Linked DNA regions of Homo sapiens: region 1 is linked to region 2. A link is a loop called in an ENCODE intact Hi-C map of the cell type or tissue named here. Cell type or tissue: MCF 10A. All regions are shown on one strand. Links, peaks and the distances in the headings refer to the core of each region. The heading gives the core; the rest is flanking DNA. Region 1 has its middle 22 kb from the start of GSX1. Region 2 holds the start of LINC00543 (long intergenic non-protein coding RNA 543).

Region 1 (7,982 bases), core at 2,711-5,210, 180 kb before region 2:
TAGTGGCATTTCCTGTAGTCCCAGTGACTGGGGGAGCTGAGATGGGATCACTTGAGCCTGGGAGGTCACTGGAGGCTGCGGTGAGCCATGATCATGCCACTGCACTCACATTTGGGCAACAGAGTGAGACCCTGTCTCAAAAAGCAAAACAAAACAAAACAAAGAAATTCAATACCTGACAATAGTAAGATACACTCTTTAGCTGTTAAACAGTATAAATATCAGGACAGATTAAGCAAACAGGCAAGCATACAGAGCTGGTGGGAATTAAATCACTATAAGCTTCTGAAAAGGAATACATATTAAATGACTCAAAATGTATGTATGCATTCACCTAGAAATTCCATTTCTATGAATATTATTCTTAAAAAAATCATTATAAATTCCAAGAGTTAGAGCCAAGGTGGTTCATTGAAGCCATGTTTGTAATAGTAAAAATACTATTTTTTACTATTACAGTGGACAGTCCTGTCTGTTCAGGCTGCTATAACAAAATATGATAAACTGGGTAGTTTATAGACAGTACAATTTATTTCTCACAATTATGGAGGCTGGGAAGTCCCAGATCCGGGCACTAAGAGATTCTGTGTCTGGTGAAGGCCGTTTTCTGATTCATAGACGACACCTTCTTGCTGTGTCCTCACATGGTGGAAGGGGTGAATGAGCTCCCTTGGGCTTAATTTATAAGGCTCTAATCTCATTTGTGAGGTCTCTGCTTTCATGATCTAATAAATTTTCAAAAGGCTCCACCTTCTAGTACATCATTTTGGGGGCTATGATTCCAACATATGTATTTTGGGGAACACAAACATTCAAACCATAGCAAATCTATATGCCAAAAGACAGGGAATTGGTTAAATCATTTATGGTACATCTATACAATGGAATATTAACCAGACATTAAAGTGATGTTGTAGAAGTATATTTAATTATATGGAACAAACTCTTAAAAAAAGGTTATAAAAGCGTGTGTGTGTGTATGCGCACAAGGGCTAGAAAGATACAAACTCTCTCTCTCTCTCTCTCTCTCTCTCTCTATATATATATATATATATATATATAGGGTTTTTTGTTTTTGTTTTTGTTTGAGAAGGAGTTTTGCTCTTGTTGCCCAGACTGGGATGCAATGGCGCCATCTCGGCTCACCGCAATCTCTGCCTCCCAGGTCCAAGCGATTCTTCCGCCTCAGCTTCCCAAGTAGCTGGGATTACAGGCATGTGCCACGACGCCCAGCCAATTTTGTATTTTTATTAGAGACGGGGTTTCTCCATGTTGGTCAGGCTGGTCTTGAACTCCCAACCTCAGGTGGTCCGCCCACCTCGGCCTCTTAAAGTGCTGGGATTACAGGTGTGAGCCACCATGCCCGGCCTGGAAACAATATTTTTAATGGGAGTTTCCTTTAAGAATGAAACTGGGGATTGGGAGTGGTGGGCAAATTAACTGTAACTTTACTGTATTATTTGAATTTTTCTAATAAGAATGTATTTATGAATCTATTATTAAAATAATTAAGACAATGAAAGAAAACAAAAATATCCTTATAGTGTAATTCCACTTGTTTGAAAATATTTGAAGAAAAAATGTGGATAATTTGTCTTTTTCCTTATTTATATATTGCAATTTCCTAGCCTACTTTTTTCTACTCTATATTTTTTAATTTTTCTACTCTTTATCTACTCTATTATTTTTTATATCTATATTTATATCTACTCTATTATTTTTTATTTTTCTGCTCTATTTAATACTTCCAGCAATTTAAAAATATTTTTAAAAGGCTCAGTTTGTCATATCTCCTGTGAAGCACGAAGTACATATGTATTCTAACATCTACCACTTTCCACTGGGTGATGCCTGAGGAATTATGTAGCTGCTTAAGGACAGAGATGGTCTTATTCATTTTGAGGGGGCAGAGATGGGGGTCTCACTATGTTGTCCAGGCTGGTCTTGAACTCCTGGCCTCAAGTGAACCTTGCACCTCAGCCTTCCAAAATGCTGGGATTACAGGTGTGAGCCACCATGCACAGATGTCTTATTCATTTGTGACTTTCAGGGCTTAGATGTCAGTACCTGATATCTAGTAGGTACATGATGCCTATTTTTGAAAGAAAGAGTAAGAAGCACCAAGTACATATGTAGTCTAACATCCATCACTTTCCATTGGGATGAGGTATTATAGAAGGAATAATGTACCAGCTTAAGGACAGAGATTCATTTATTCGTCTTTGAATCCTTAGGGCTTAGGACAGTATCTGACACTTAGTAGGTACAAGATGCCTATTTTGACAGAAAAAGTAAGAAGAACCAGGGGGTAGAAAGGGTGGAGAGAAGAGTCCATATCCTGTCCCCTTCCAGCAGCATAAGGTCCAATCAGGGGGTCTTAGGTGAGTGATGAGAAGTTTCTAGCCCTCAGCCTCCTTATCTGCATAATGTGAAGAACAGCACTAATGTGATGAGGTTGTTGTGAGGATTACAAAAGCCCCTGTCTAGTAGACACTCATTGAGTGTGTAAGTGGTGGTGAGGTGGGTCATGAAGGCAATTTAATAATGATCTGGCACCAAAGTCCAAGAGAGAGAGTGAGGAGCTCCTTCCAGCCTCTTTTGCAAGGGTAAGTCTGGGAAATGTGATTTCTTGTGCAGCAAGGAATGACTCTACCAACAGAGCAGTTGAAGAAACCATCATGATGGAATCATTTTAGGGGTCTCACCCTCAAAGGTAGTCAGAGGCTGAAACCATCTCTGTTGACTGAACATTTCAAGGTAATCTTGATCTTAGACCTGCCTGGCATCCCCTAGTTGACTCTTCTGATGATTATTTCGAAACTATTCTCAGCCACACTCATCAAGTCAGAGGCTGGAAAGTGGGGGTGGGTCAGAAAAAAAAAATCCTGCTTGAGCTTTCCCTTAATGATACCTGTTGTTTCCTTTGGACAGTTGATGTCAAATACGGGTTCTCTGAAATTTAGAGTCTAAAATGCTATCGGCAGGTCCTTTTCCAACAGGGAATCATATCCCAAATTCTCCTCACTGTGTAACAACGAGGAAGTGAGACCAACAAGTTCTGAATTTACCAAAGGACTAGCACTATGATATGAACAGAAAAAAGTAGCCTTTAGGTACTAATTTTTTGTAGACAATGGCCCTTGCTTCAACCTTGTGGCTCCTTTATGAAGAAAACTAACTTCACACAGTGGGGCTGGCTCAACAGAGGCTAGAACGGCCAGATGCCCTTTCTCCCTGCCTCACAGATCCTGCAGATCCCAAGCTGGCATCTGTCCCCATCTGTTCTCAGACCAAAGGCCATCCAAAGATGTGTTGGGGACTTTGGACTTGTTGGGGCAGAACTGAGACGCCCCCAGTTTTGAAGGTGGTGGGTGGGGGACCTGTGTAGAGTGAACCACAAGGCAAGGGGCCTTCCATTTCATGCTGAGAACTCTTGTGTGTGATCACTGCAGGTGGGTTCCTAATAGAGATGACATCTGATTGGAATACGAAATACCTATTTTATGGAAGCTCTCAAGGCAGTGCAGCTCTGAGAGAAGGGCTTAGGATTCTACCATTTTAGCCACAGGAACATGCTATGTGGAACCCCTTTCCTACCCCATCTGTCAGGGAGCGAGTTCAGATGCCAGGAGCTGCCAGACTGAGTGGGAAAGTGAGTCAGGGGCATTCGTCTCACTTGGACCCCCACACCCATTCAAGGGGGGCTGAACCTGGGTCAGCTCCCTGGGTGGGTGCAGGTTCCTGACCAGGAGCGCTTTAAACAAACCATCAAAATGGAAAATTGCTCCCCGTTTATATGGATTAAACTTTTAAACTGTGGCCATGTGGCCAGGGACTAGAAGATGTGGCACTCTCCTCTCCATGACTGTGTGTTGGAGCTCGAGTGGCCCACCAGGCTGGCCCTGAGCTCTGCCATCCTGCAAATGATACCATGAATACCACTTATTATTTTCAGACATCTATGGAGCATTTACTATCTGTCAGTTGTGGCCCAAGAATCTTATAAGCATCATCTCATTTTATCAGTCAATAGATATTGATTGAGAGCTTGTTCATGCCAGCCACTGGCATCTAATTCTCAGAACAAACAGGTGAGGTGAAAATGATTCCTCCCATTTTACCAACCATGAAACTGAGGTGGCTTGGAGAGAGGTTAACTGATTTGCTCAATGTCCCACAGCCAGTAGGTGGCAGAGCTGCGATTCAAACAATGTCTGTCTCTCTTCAAGGCTGTGCTTGTAAGCACTTACCTACCCCTCTCACAGAATCTTTGCTCATGGACTAGGGAAAGACTGTACAGGCATGTCCAAACACGAGCTGCTCCACCCCCGAGAGATGAGACCAGGAGTCAGGGAGGAGAGAATCACAGGGCCAGTCCTAACTCACTTTGACCTGGCAAATGGCTTCCCAAAAACCTCAGAGAATTTTTATTTGATGGACAAGATCAGCATTGGTTCTCCCTACGTTTACCAACATCACCCACTTTCCAAACATCCTTTCTTCTTCCGATCTTGGTGCCACCTGGTTGAGAGTATTGCCCAATATTCTTGTAAGTCTCAGGCCCAGCCACATTCTGGGTCCGCCTCTCCCACTCCCCAACGGCACATGGCATCTGGAGTTGTCTTTGCTGCCCTCTCTGTAACTGATGAGCCCTGGGGAGATGAGGAGGACCCAAGACCCTGTTAATCTGCGCGTCTCCTCCCACCTCACACCTTGGCCAGCTCAGTCCCTGGGGCCAGGTTTCCACCTTGCTTTCCTGGGTATAGTCAGATAGCTCTGCTGGTACTGGAAGCCGTCTGTGGCTTACCTCCCAATTAATCAGCTCTTGTCAGGGGTCTTAGTCCTCCCCCAGTGTCTTCAGCTGCCGGTGGGGGAATCTTGCTCCAGATCTGATGGGCTGCTTGGAATCATCACATTTCCACCTACCCAACTTAGTATCCACTGGCCTCTCTTTCCAAGGTGTTTGGAAAAAAAGAATAAAATCACCAGAGGGGTAAGCTATGCAATTCACACATGGTAGATGCAGATAGAGACCTGGAAACCTCAGTGGATCCCAGGCCTGCAGAACCCATGCCAACCTGATTAATGTGAATTTTAACTTAAGAAAGAAAAGGCCAATGAGAAGACATGTGGGTTTACAATAAAAGGTCAGAGAAAGAAAAGTCCCAAGACAAATGCTGGCAGTGCCCATCCAATCTCTGTCTAGGAATAGCGCAATTTGATCAAGAACTTGATCCAGCCATGGCCTTGTAGTAAGGTTATCTCCTAGCAAAAAGTTTGTCTCTGTCCATCTTAGCCTACTACCATTGTTAACCCATCTAACCAACTTCCTGTGCTCCTATCCCAAGCTTGCTAAATAACTTTCTAATTGGAATACTGATAATTCTGACAAATCTGCTTTTTGCATAGCTTATCTAATGTGAAACCATGTGTGTTTATCTGGTCAACTGGACCACTACCTTCTCATTGTAAATTAGCTAGTTTTATGCATCAGCCTGTCGTGATCTTGTTAAGATGAGTCAGAACGCCCCTAGGTTTGATTAACTCTGAAGGAAAATAAAATTTCTGATTCTTCAAAGCAGAAGACCAGCTACATCCTGGTCACGGGTAGACTCACTTTGGTGGCGATTGCCTTGTAGAAGTTGGTCAGCCTTCCCATCTGTGAGCTTGTTCCACTCCCGTCACAAACCTGGACCCTTTAAAGACCACTAGCCATTGGTTCCAGCCCAAAAGGTCCCCCAGAGCCCTTGGCCATGGTGACTGGGCTGCTGGCCACCCTAAAATGGATTTGCCTGCACGTCTCAGGACGTCACCGACCTGGTGCAGGGGTCACCGACCAGGGCAAAGTGTATCTGTTGAACCCAGACAGGGTCCTCTCTGAGCACTGGTGCAGCTACTGAGGGTCTTTCCAGGCCCAGCCCTCAGGCTTCCTCATCGGGGGTCCTGTCATGAATTATGAACAGTCAGTCCCTCATGGAACAAATAATAATCCTGGAACTACACAGTGGTTCAGAGACTCTGCTTACTAAGCATTTTCACGTCCTTTCATCTGAGTTTTGTAACAACCCCATGTGAAAGGCTGGTAAGTATTTTTAGCTTTGCTTTAGGCTTAGGGAAGATAAACGACTTGCTCAAGGTCACACTGGTAATAAGTGTCAGGACATGCTCCTGACCACATATCTGAACAACTGTAACCCCAGGTTTCTTCACCACAGCAGAGCAGCTGCTCACCCCAGGCGGCCTATGAGAAGGGTGTGAGAGCATCACTGGGTCAGCCCCAAAGGCTTGGCAGCCCCTCAGAACAAACTACAGACACATGTGGTTGCTGCGGGTGCACCAAGGGACCCAGCTCTGTCAACGGCTCCGCGCTGCACCCCCAGCTGATGCGGGAGCTTACTTGCTTCTGTCCGCCACCCACAGACACTCCTGTAAACACATTATCTCCAAGATTTCCTTCAGACAGAATTTTGTATTCAGGCAAGGCTTCCTTGGGCTTCATTTAGCTTGAGCGTCTGGGGCACCCGTGGGGCACCGAGACCTGAGGATAACAATGCTTCCAACAAGCAAAGTGATGATCACTGATTCCACCCAACCCAAGGACAGAACAAAGGAAGATGGCCAGGAACACAGCAAAGCAGCTTTCCAGTCACCCTTCACACATCAAGATCCACAAATACACAAGTGGCCAACCACTACGTTTCCACTTCCAGTCTCTCCCTCCCTCAGACCTGCAGCCCTTTCACCTTCTCCTAAACCACCACCCCTGCAACCCCACGCCACCTGCAACCTGGATGTTCTCATGGGACAGTACAGGCCTCGAGAGATTTTCTCCGGTGATTTGCAGTGAACAAAGAGCTTTCACCTGCAGAAACAGGTGACTGCTAGAAGTCACCTAGTGTGACTTGTGAGTGCCACAATAGCCCTGGAGGAGCTCATTTGCAGAGGAGAGAACTGAGGCTGGAAAACTGGGCCAGGGACAGAGGGCCAGATTCTGCAAACAAGGAGAAAGGGCAGGAAGTGGCAAAACTGGGAAGGGAAAGGAAGGGAACAGAAGAGCAGCCCAGTTCTAAATCACCAGCCAACACGTGCACAGTGGTCCCTGTGTCACGTCACAGCCACTGTACTGTGACTAAATGGAGGAGGGGCACCAGCGTTGTGGGGCCTTGGGGCCTGGCCAGTCCTGAGGTGCTGGAAGGGAGCAGGTGCTGACCTCATGCTGCTGATGCCAGGGTTCCAATCCAGGAGTTTTTCTATTTTGTCCTGGGGAGTCCTCCCAACAGTCCAATCAGAGGAGTATAAGATGCCCATCTTGAAGATAAGGAAACCAAGGCTCAGAGAAATTGCTCAGGGCCACACATGCATAAGTGGCTGGGAAAACACAGATCCAGCCATCTTTCCCAAAGTGCAGGCTGTTTCTGCTCCATGCCTCGATCACAGCCCGCCCCTCAGCCCGAGATGCCTTTCGCATCGTCCACCCAAACACCTTCTCATTGCTTGAGTCTTAGCTCAAGAATCACCTCCCCCAAGAAGCTTCTCACATCCTCTTTTGGCCCCCACAGTCCCATGTGAGGACTGTCTGCCTTTCTTTCTTACACGCATGCAAGCCTCCATGTCGGCAGAGATGGTGTCCTACTCAACTCTGCCTTACCTCGGCTTCTAGCACAATGCCAAGTGGCTGGCTGGTGAGTGAGTGAATGAATGATGAAGGCAGTTGTGTGTGAATCTAAGCCTCCCAGCTCTAGCTCCCCTGCTAGTACCACGGTCCCTCCAGCCCCACCTCTTCCCAGTGAGTCTCAAGCACCTGCACCTGGCAGTCCCTTGGAGGAAACAGCTGCCTCTTCATGGCCCTTGCTTCTGAAGGACACCCCATCCCCACCCCATGCCAGATAACTAGGCCTCGGATGATCTGGACTTAGATGGTCTGGCCTAGAGTGGAGGAACTTTTTGGTCCCCAAGGCTAGCTTCATGCTTGCAACTTCAAG
Region 2 (7,982 bases), core at 2,482-4,981:
CTGATTAGTGTGAGATGATACCTCACTGTGATCCAAAACCTTAATGTTGGATACTTATTTCCAACTCCCTATTTTTTTAGTATTTCCTGAGACTAGATTCTACATATGGAACTTAGTGAGTGTGAGCAGTTTATGACTTGTGACTATATTGCCAGATTGCCATTTAGAAATACATATTAATGTATTATTTTATTATTCCTGTGGGGTGCCTGTTTCATCATATCCTCACCAGCACTGAGTACTGGATTTTTTAGTTTTGGTTATTATTTGCCCTTTTTTTTGAGACGGAGTCTCGCACTGTTGCCCAGGTTGGAATGCAATGGCGTGATCTCAGCTCACCACAACCTCCACCTCCCAGGTTCATGTGATTCTCCTGCCTCAGCCTCCCGAGTAGCTGGGATTACAGGCGTACACCACCACATCCGGCTACTTTTTTGTGTTTCACTATGTTGGCCAGACTGGTCTCGAACTCCTGACCTTGTGATCCACCTGCCTTGGCCTCCCAAAGTGCTGGGATTACAGGCATAAGCCACCGCACCCGGCCTTGCCAATATTTCTTTAGAAGTCTATGTTTTCGGCCGGGCGTGGTGGCTCACACCTGTAATCCCAGCACTTTGGGAGGCTGAGATGGGTGGATCACGAGGTCAGGAGATCGAGACCATCCTGGCTAACACAGTGAAACCCCGCCCCTACTAAAAATACAAAAAATTAGGCGGGCATGGTGGGCAGACGCCTGTAGTCCCAGCTACTCGGGAGGCTGAGGCAGGAGAATGGCATGAACCCGGGAGGCAGAGCTTGCAGTGAGCTGAGATCGTGCCACTGAACTCCAGCCTGGGCGACAGAGCGAGACTCCGTCTCAAAAAAAAAAAAGTCTATGTTTTCTTCTCATTTTGTATTGGATTCTTTATAGGTTAGCAATTTTCTGGCATTTTTGTAGCAAATACTTTTCATCGTTCTGTTATTTGTTTTTAAATTTCAGATAGGATGTCCTTAATTGCTATCTACTGTTTTCTTTGTCACTTCTCACTCTTCCTTTATACTTATAAAGTCTGCACTTTTTTTTTTTTTTTGGATGGAGTTTTGCTGTGTCACCCAGGCTAGAGTACAGTGGTGTGATCTCAGCTCACTGCAACCTCTGCCTCCCGAGTTCAAGTGATTCTCCTGCCTCAGCCTCCCAAAGTGCGGGGATTACAGGCGTGAGCGGCCGCGCCTGGCCCAAAGTCTACACTATTCAGAGAGCAGACTCAATAATGTTTGAAATAACACAGTGTTTGATGTCAGAAAGGCCTAGATTAGAATCTGTCTCATAGAAATGAATGCTGGTTGTTTTAAAGCTTAAATAAAATAATTTAAGTTTAAAAATCAAGCATGAAGGCTGGGATACTCACTCCATTTCTTTTGGTTCTGTTTACTAGAAAAGAAAAATCATCGAAGACAAAATGCGAATGCCCAATAAACATGAAGTATGCTCAACCTGCTTAATAATTTCAGAATAAAAAATTAAATTGGTTACCATTTTCTGTCCATCATATTGGCAAAAATTTAAGAGATAATGTCTAGGGTAAAAGAGGATATGAAGAAAGGGAAACTCACTCAACGGGACTGTGAATTGTGTGACTTGCTAAAGTTTTTTGGAAAGCAATGGCTATCTTTACTAGAGTTTTAAAATGTACATTTTTTTGACCTACCATTTCAAATTTAAGAAATCTATCCTTTAAATATACAAAACTACAAAAGGGTATATGTAAAAAGCTTACCTTCGTATGGTTTGTAATAGCAAAACAATGACAACAACTTAAATGTTCATCTGTAAGGAAATCGTTAAATAAATTGATTTAAAATTTTTTCCCACTAGAATTAAGTTTCCCAAGAATAGGGATTTTTAATGGTGATGATTACTGCTGTTTTCCCAGCACTTAGAACATAGTAAATATTCAAAAGAAATGATTGAATAAATAGATAAAATTATATCTTTGTTTACATAATGCAATAGACATTTTAAAAATTGATGTGATTTATGTGTAATGACCTGGTGAAATATCCATGATATATTATTAAATGATAAAAGCAAGTCACAAAGTAAAGTGTGACTTCATTTTTGTTTTTTTTAAAGGACAGAAAAGAAAGAACAAGATTTTAAATGTAATACGTATTTGTGTAAGCACAGAAAAATTCTCGAAATGACATCCAACAGTGTTAACATTGTTAATAGAGGGATGGAATTGAAAGGATGGAGAAGTTACTTTTTTCTTTTCACATTTCTGCGTTGTTTAACCTTCTTGGAAGGAATTGTTTGTCCAAGCCCTTAGCTCAAACCAAACTAGACTTTGCTATGGGAAAATGAGTAGGCTCGAATTCGCACACACATCAGGGAACAGTGACCTTGATACTGTTACGTATTCTTTGTACAATATTGGTTTGTTGCCTTTTTTAAAGTATCTGTTGAACACTGGTAAATTTTGTTCCCCGCCTCTCTGGTAATCGCTCGACCTGTTCTTTCCAGCAGGTATTTCTCCTGCAGAACCTGCTGGCTGGCCCCCGCCCTTATCTCTGGACTGCTTTGGAACCAGCGCGGCTTCTGTGTGGCAGCTACTGAGTGCACGCTCGACCTTTGCCACCCTCCGCGCTGATGGAAACTGGAGGAGGATGTGGTTTAGACACAATGTGGCCCAAGCGTCCTTGTTTCCTGAATATACCCCAAAGTACAAGTCCCATCTCCAGTTTTGAAAGAATTCCCCGAGGAAAGGGGCTTGAGTGGAGTGGGTGGAGGTGAGAGGGGAAGATGAGGTGTTGGAGAAGCCCGGCGCACGGGGCCTCTATTAATATTAACTTTTATTAAGAGTTGGCCTTTCCCCGGGGCTTCACAAAGCAGGAAGTCAAGGGCAGTGGAACAGGGAAGGGAACTGGCAGGAAGAGAAGACCTTGAGTAAATTATTTAGCTGTGACACGAGATTAAGAGTGACCCCACCCTCCTCCCTGCCCCACACACCCTAAAGTGGGCCCAGGTTGGGGAGCAGCGCTCCAGCTGCCACTAATCATGGAAGCCCAGAGGCGAAATCAGCTTCCCGGGGACCCAGAAAATTGCTGGAGTCTGGCGAGGGGCAAATCAGGAAGTGTCTTTGTCGGAGATGGGACGGAACCCGGCTTCGGGGCGCAACCGGGCTCTGGGGGAGACCGCGTTTGTCCAGGTGGCAGGCCGCGCCTTCTGATGGCTGTGAAGAGAAGGAGCGGGGGTTTTAAGAGCCACAGCGCCACCGAGAGAGTGGAAAGGAGTAGATTAGCTCGCGCCTGCTATGCGAGGCGACTCCCCCCGAGACCCACCCGCAGCCCAGCGCCCTTGGCCAGGAGGCCCGGAAAGCCACCGAGGCGGCCGAAAGGGGCCGCGGGGCACCCCTCAGCCCCTCCTGCGGCGGCTCCGGCTGCCCCTGCTCAGCCTCCCGCTCCCCGCCCGGAGTCCCAGCTCTCAGATCGGCCGCAGAGCTGGGAACAGAGGCCGCGGGGTCCAGGCCGTTCCGCCCGCTCAGCCGGAGCAGCAGCGCCGCCTGCCGGGGGCCTCGCGCAGGCGAGACAGGCCAGACGCCGGAGGCCGCGGGCGGCTGCAGCTTTGACGGGCCGAACACACCAGCGCTCCCGTTCCGCCTTTTGAAAATCAAATCCCTTGGGCCTGGTGCCACCATCGCTCAGCCCAGGTCTTCGACGACGGGTCGAAGGCCAGTGCTCCAGGCCTTCTTCACCGAGTGGCTTCGGCGCTTGCGGCCCAGGTTCCCCGCACCTCCGCGCCGTAGTTGCGCGCACCTTTTGAAAAGCTTGGCGTCTTCAGGTATAAGGACAAAAACAACCGCGGACATCACACCATTCCAAAGAAGAAAAAGAAAGTGCCCGGAATCTCAGGGCGCGACTTCCGGGGCGACGGGCGGCGGCGGAGAGGCGCTCCCCGGGCTTCCTACCCGGCAGGAGGCCGCGGCGCCGGGACCTCGCCTGCCCTCACCGCGCGCCACCTCTCGGGAGACGCCGCGAATCTCTCCAGGGAATCCCGGGCAGCGGCGCAGACCCAGCAAGGACCGGCAGCAGGCCGAGACCGGCCGTCTTGGGCGAGAGCAGCGGGACACGAGCCCCCGGGCGCCCGCTGGGAGCGCGGGGAGGCTCTGGGCTCAGGGAAGCTGCGCTCCGAGTGGCCTTGGAGGACGGTCAAGGAGCCCGGGCCCCGCGGCGGCCGGGAGTGGACGCGACTGGTCCGCGCCGGCCGCAGGGGAAGGGGCGGGTCGGCGCTGCCTGAGCTCTATCTGCTCTAATGGCTGGGGTAGATCCGCGGAGATACTTGAATACCAGGCCGAACGCTTCCCCAAGGCGTGTTGTAGACAACGGGCCCATTTGAGCATGTGCAAAGAACAAATTTCATCCATTTTTCTGTCTAAAACATTCAAAGACTCAAATCTAGACAATAGTTTCTCTGAGGTAGAAGTGTTGGGGGTGGGGGGTGGGTGGGAATAAACTAAAAGTTGGGGTAATGAGCTTGTTTCTTGTCTATTTTGTCTGACTATAGATTTACAAAAGGAGCACCCTGCTTTACTCAGTAATACCAGGCCCTCCTAGAAACTTACCCACCAGCTTCACATGGCATGATCATTTGATGAATCGCTTTTTAGTTTCCCATTCCGGACAAATATCCACCCAAGAGAACCAATCATAACACTGGATGTATTAACGCATGTCAAGACTCTCACTTCTCTGTAGAAATGAGAAATAAATGTCGATTGTTGGTTTTCTGTAGACTTGTGATCACGCCCAGGAACTGTCATTTTCCAGTTACCAGAATCTGAATCATTGTCTAATGTGCCACGTATATAACAATATATCACTAACAGCGATCTAAAAGCGTAAAGATGTTTACGTAAAATTCATAGATTTGATGAAAATAATAGGAATGAATGAAAATAAATACAAGAATCTGGATTTCTAAAATACGCATTATTTTTAACAAAGTGGTCCAAGGGAAAAATAATGTTTTAAGTTTTTATGTGCGGATTCCAGACAAGCATTCTTTCTTTTTGTTCTTCCTGCACTCTCCTACATTTCTATGTTGTTACTAGACAGTGATGTCTGGTTCTGACTTATTTATGTATTTTTTTCTATTTGTTTCTGGCAATGCACATAATAAGAAATACACATAGCAATATTCTTGCTGTTGTTGTTCATAACCACTGAGAAAAAAAAGCAGCAACAAGTAGGAATAAAAGAAGCCTCAGCCACAGAATGGCAAGAAACGTTATATGTTTTTTAGGGCCACTCTTTGCACCTCGTTTTACAGACAGGTTACTACTTATCAGCTTACTGACCTTGGGAAGACCCCAACCTCTGAGCTACCACTTCCTCATCTGTAACCTGAGGATCCAGTGAAGTCATGTAAGACAATGTAGCATTGTACGCTTATGACTAGACCCCAGTCATGACATGAGCTGCTTCTGTCTAGAAAATAGAGGGCTGGCAGGGCACGTTGGCTCACGACTGTAATCTCAGCACTTTGGGAGGCCGAGGCAGGCGGATCATGAGGTCAGGAGTTCAAGACCAGCCTGGCCGACATGGTGAAACCCTGTCTCTACTAAAAATACAAAAATTAGCTGTGTGTGGTGGTGCGCGCCTGTAATCCCAGCTACTGAGGAGGCTGAGCCAGGAGAATCGCTTGAACCTAGGAGGCGGAGATTGCAGTGAGCCAAGATCGCATCACTGCGCTCCAGCCTGGAGACAGAGCGAGACTCCATCTAAAAAAAAAAAAAGAAAAAAGAAAAAGAAAAGAAAAGAAAAATGAAAGAAAAAGAAAAGAAAAGAAAAATGAAAGAAAAGAAAAGAGAGGGCCGAGTGAAGACTGAAAACAGAATCTAGTTCTGTTAAGTTTTGCTGTAGCTGTTGTTTTTTAAATATTAGCTATACAGAGTGAAAGAACAATACCCGAAGTGTATTTCGTGAGTAGGAAACAGAGCCTGCCCTGGTCATTTTTAACAACTCCTAATCTGTGGTTTAGGTATATAATCCTTGTTCTTGATTCTACTAATTATCAATAAATTAAAATTATTTAAGTGCCACATAACAAGCCATCATAAGTTTGTATTACAATGACTTTAGCTCTGCATTGTTTTTCCTTGTTTGCTTCCCTGAGGTTGGAGAGGAACTTATCAACTACCACTTCCATAAAACCTATTATCATCATACTACAGATACTAAGTTTGAGATAGCAGACTGTTAATCCTGAAAGTTCTGAGATAACACATGAGCAATTAGGAAAAAATTCCTTTTTAGTTTTGAACTTAAAACTCAAATATGAAAGTGCATGAACTGCCCAGGGTTTTTACTTACCAATAAAATACTGGACACATAAACCCAGTACGTGATATAAATATTATTTTTAAGTAAATGTGCGTGTGAGGGGATGGTTTGAAAATCATTTCATCTCAGGGAAGTCTTTTTCGTGGATCAAAACTGGTTGTGTTGTGGTTTATGGATTACATCTCTAGCACAGAATCACCAGGATCCTGCTTTACTGGTTATTTAACTTTGGGGCTCTGGCAACCTTGTTGATATTATCTATATCTGCTGTGGTTAATGACAAATTCCAATTGGGAAAAGCTGTTGTTAAAACAAATGTAATGTTTGGGCACTAAAGATGCAGGAGCCAAAAGGTCACCTAAGTGCTGCCCCCACCTTCTCTGGACTGATTCCTCCAGGAAGAATGTCAAGGTAAACGTTGGTATAATCTCCGGAACTCACAGAGTCTACCTTCTTTATCTGGAATTTGAGAGGTTTTTTTTCTAAATCTAATGTCATAACCTTCTAGAAAGTCATGATATTTTATACATATATGTCTATATATGTGTAAATATGTATAAAATATGTCTATCTTTATTTATATATAGTATTCCTCTGATTTGTAGCTAAATATAAAATATCTCTATCTTTATTTATATATATGTATTCCTCTGATTTGTAACTAAAGAAAGAAGACAGCAGATGAGGCCGGGCGCGGTGGCTCACGCCTGTAATCCCAGCACTTTGGGAGGCCGAGGCAGGTGGATCACGAGGTCAGGAGATCGAGACCAGCCTGGCTAACACCGTGAACCTCGTCTCCACTAAAAAATACAAAAAATTAGCTGGGCATGGTGGCGGGTGCCTGCAGTCCCAGCTACTCAGGAGGCTGAGGCAGGAGAATGGCCTGAACCCGGGAGGCGGAGCTTGCAGTCAGCCGGGATCGCCACTGTGCTCCAGCCTGGGTGACAGCGAGACTCTGTCTCAAAAAAAAAAAAAAAAAAAGACAGCAGGTGATTCTTTTGGCCCAGTGTCACACAGCTAGCCCCACAGACATCTCTAAAACCTGCTTGGTTTGTTAAAATCATAGTGCACCCACTCCAAGAAGAGCAGGAGGCAAAAGGAAAAAGGCAAAGGAAAACTGACTGAATGTAGGAGTTGTGGGGTTGAAAATTTGTGCAGTCTAAGTGTGATTAAGAGGATAAGTTAAATATTTACAAATTAATCTACATTACTCAGATATGAATGTTTTTGTTATACTCTGAACAAAACCAATTTAATGCAAGATCTGCTGCCATAATTTTACTGTAAGGGAGAATTCTGGAGATGAGAGTAAAACATTTTTCTTAAAACAACATCTAAGGATGAATCAGCCTTAGAGAATTTAATCCTCAGCAGCCTGAGGTACAGGTTTAATATGTTAAACCTGTACCTCATATTAAATCTGTACTCTTGGGGTGGCTCCTGAAGAGTACAGAATTAATATTGAGGTGTTGAGGTAGAAATTATCTCAAAATAAAGAAACTTTTAATGCCATCTAGTTAGAGTATCTGCCTGTCTGCTCCTTTTGGGTTAAGAGTGTGCTGATGGCCAGGCACAGTGGCTCACACCTGTAATCCCAGCACTTTGGGAGGCTGAGGTGGGCAGATCACCTGAGGTCAGAAGTTCAAGACCAGCCTGGTTAA

What was found. Peaks named below come from ENCODE experiments on the same cell type or tissue, not always from the same donor. Only the 100,000 strongest peaks of a DNase experiment are listed, where the experiment ranks them.
Region 1: it touches region 2 in a loop (3-fold over the local background); 4 of 110 quality-filtered maps call a loop at or near these places.

The regions. Positions count from the first base shown.
Region 1 is chr13:27,766,823-27,774,804 of GRCh38, forward strand. No RefSeq gene overlaps it. Among named protein-coding and RNA genes, the nearest start is that of GSX1, 22 kb to the right of the region's middle. RefSeq lists an enhancer at 7,680-7,729. In MCF 10A, for the core only: a CTCF peak has its summit at 4,190 (motif pointing right); a DNase peak (open chromatin) is centred at 4,239.
Region 2 is chr13:27,950,496-27,958,477 of GRCh38, forward strand. It overlaps LINC00543 (long intergenic non-protein coding RNA 543), which reads left to right and starts at 3,031. Exons shown (of 1, transcript NR_135254.1): 1 at 3,031-4,868. RefSeq lists a silencer at 3,221-3,610. In MCF 10A, for the core only: a CTCF peak has its summit at 3,536 (motif pointing left); a DNase peak (open chromatin) is centred at 3,526.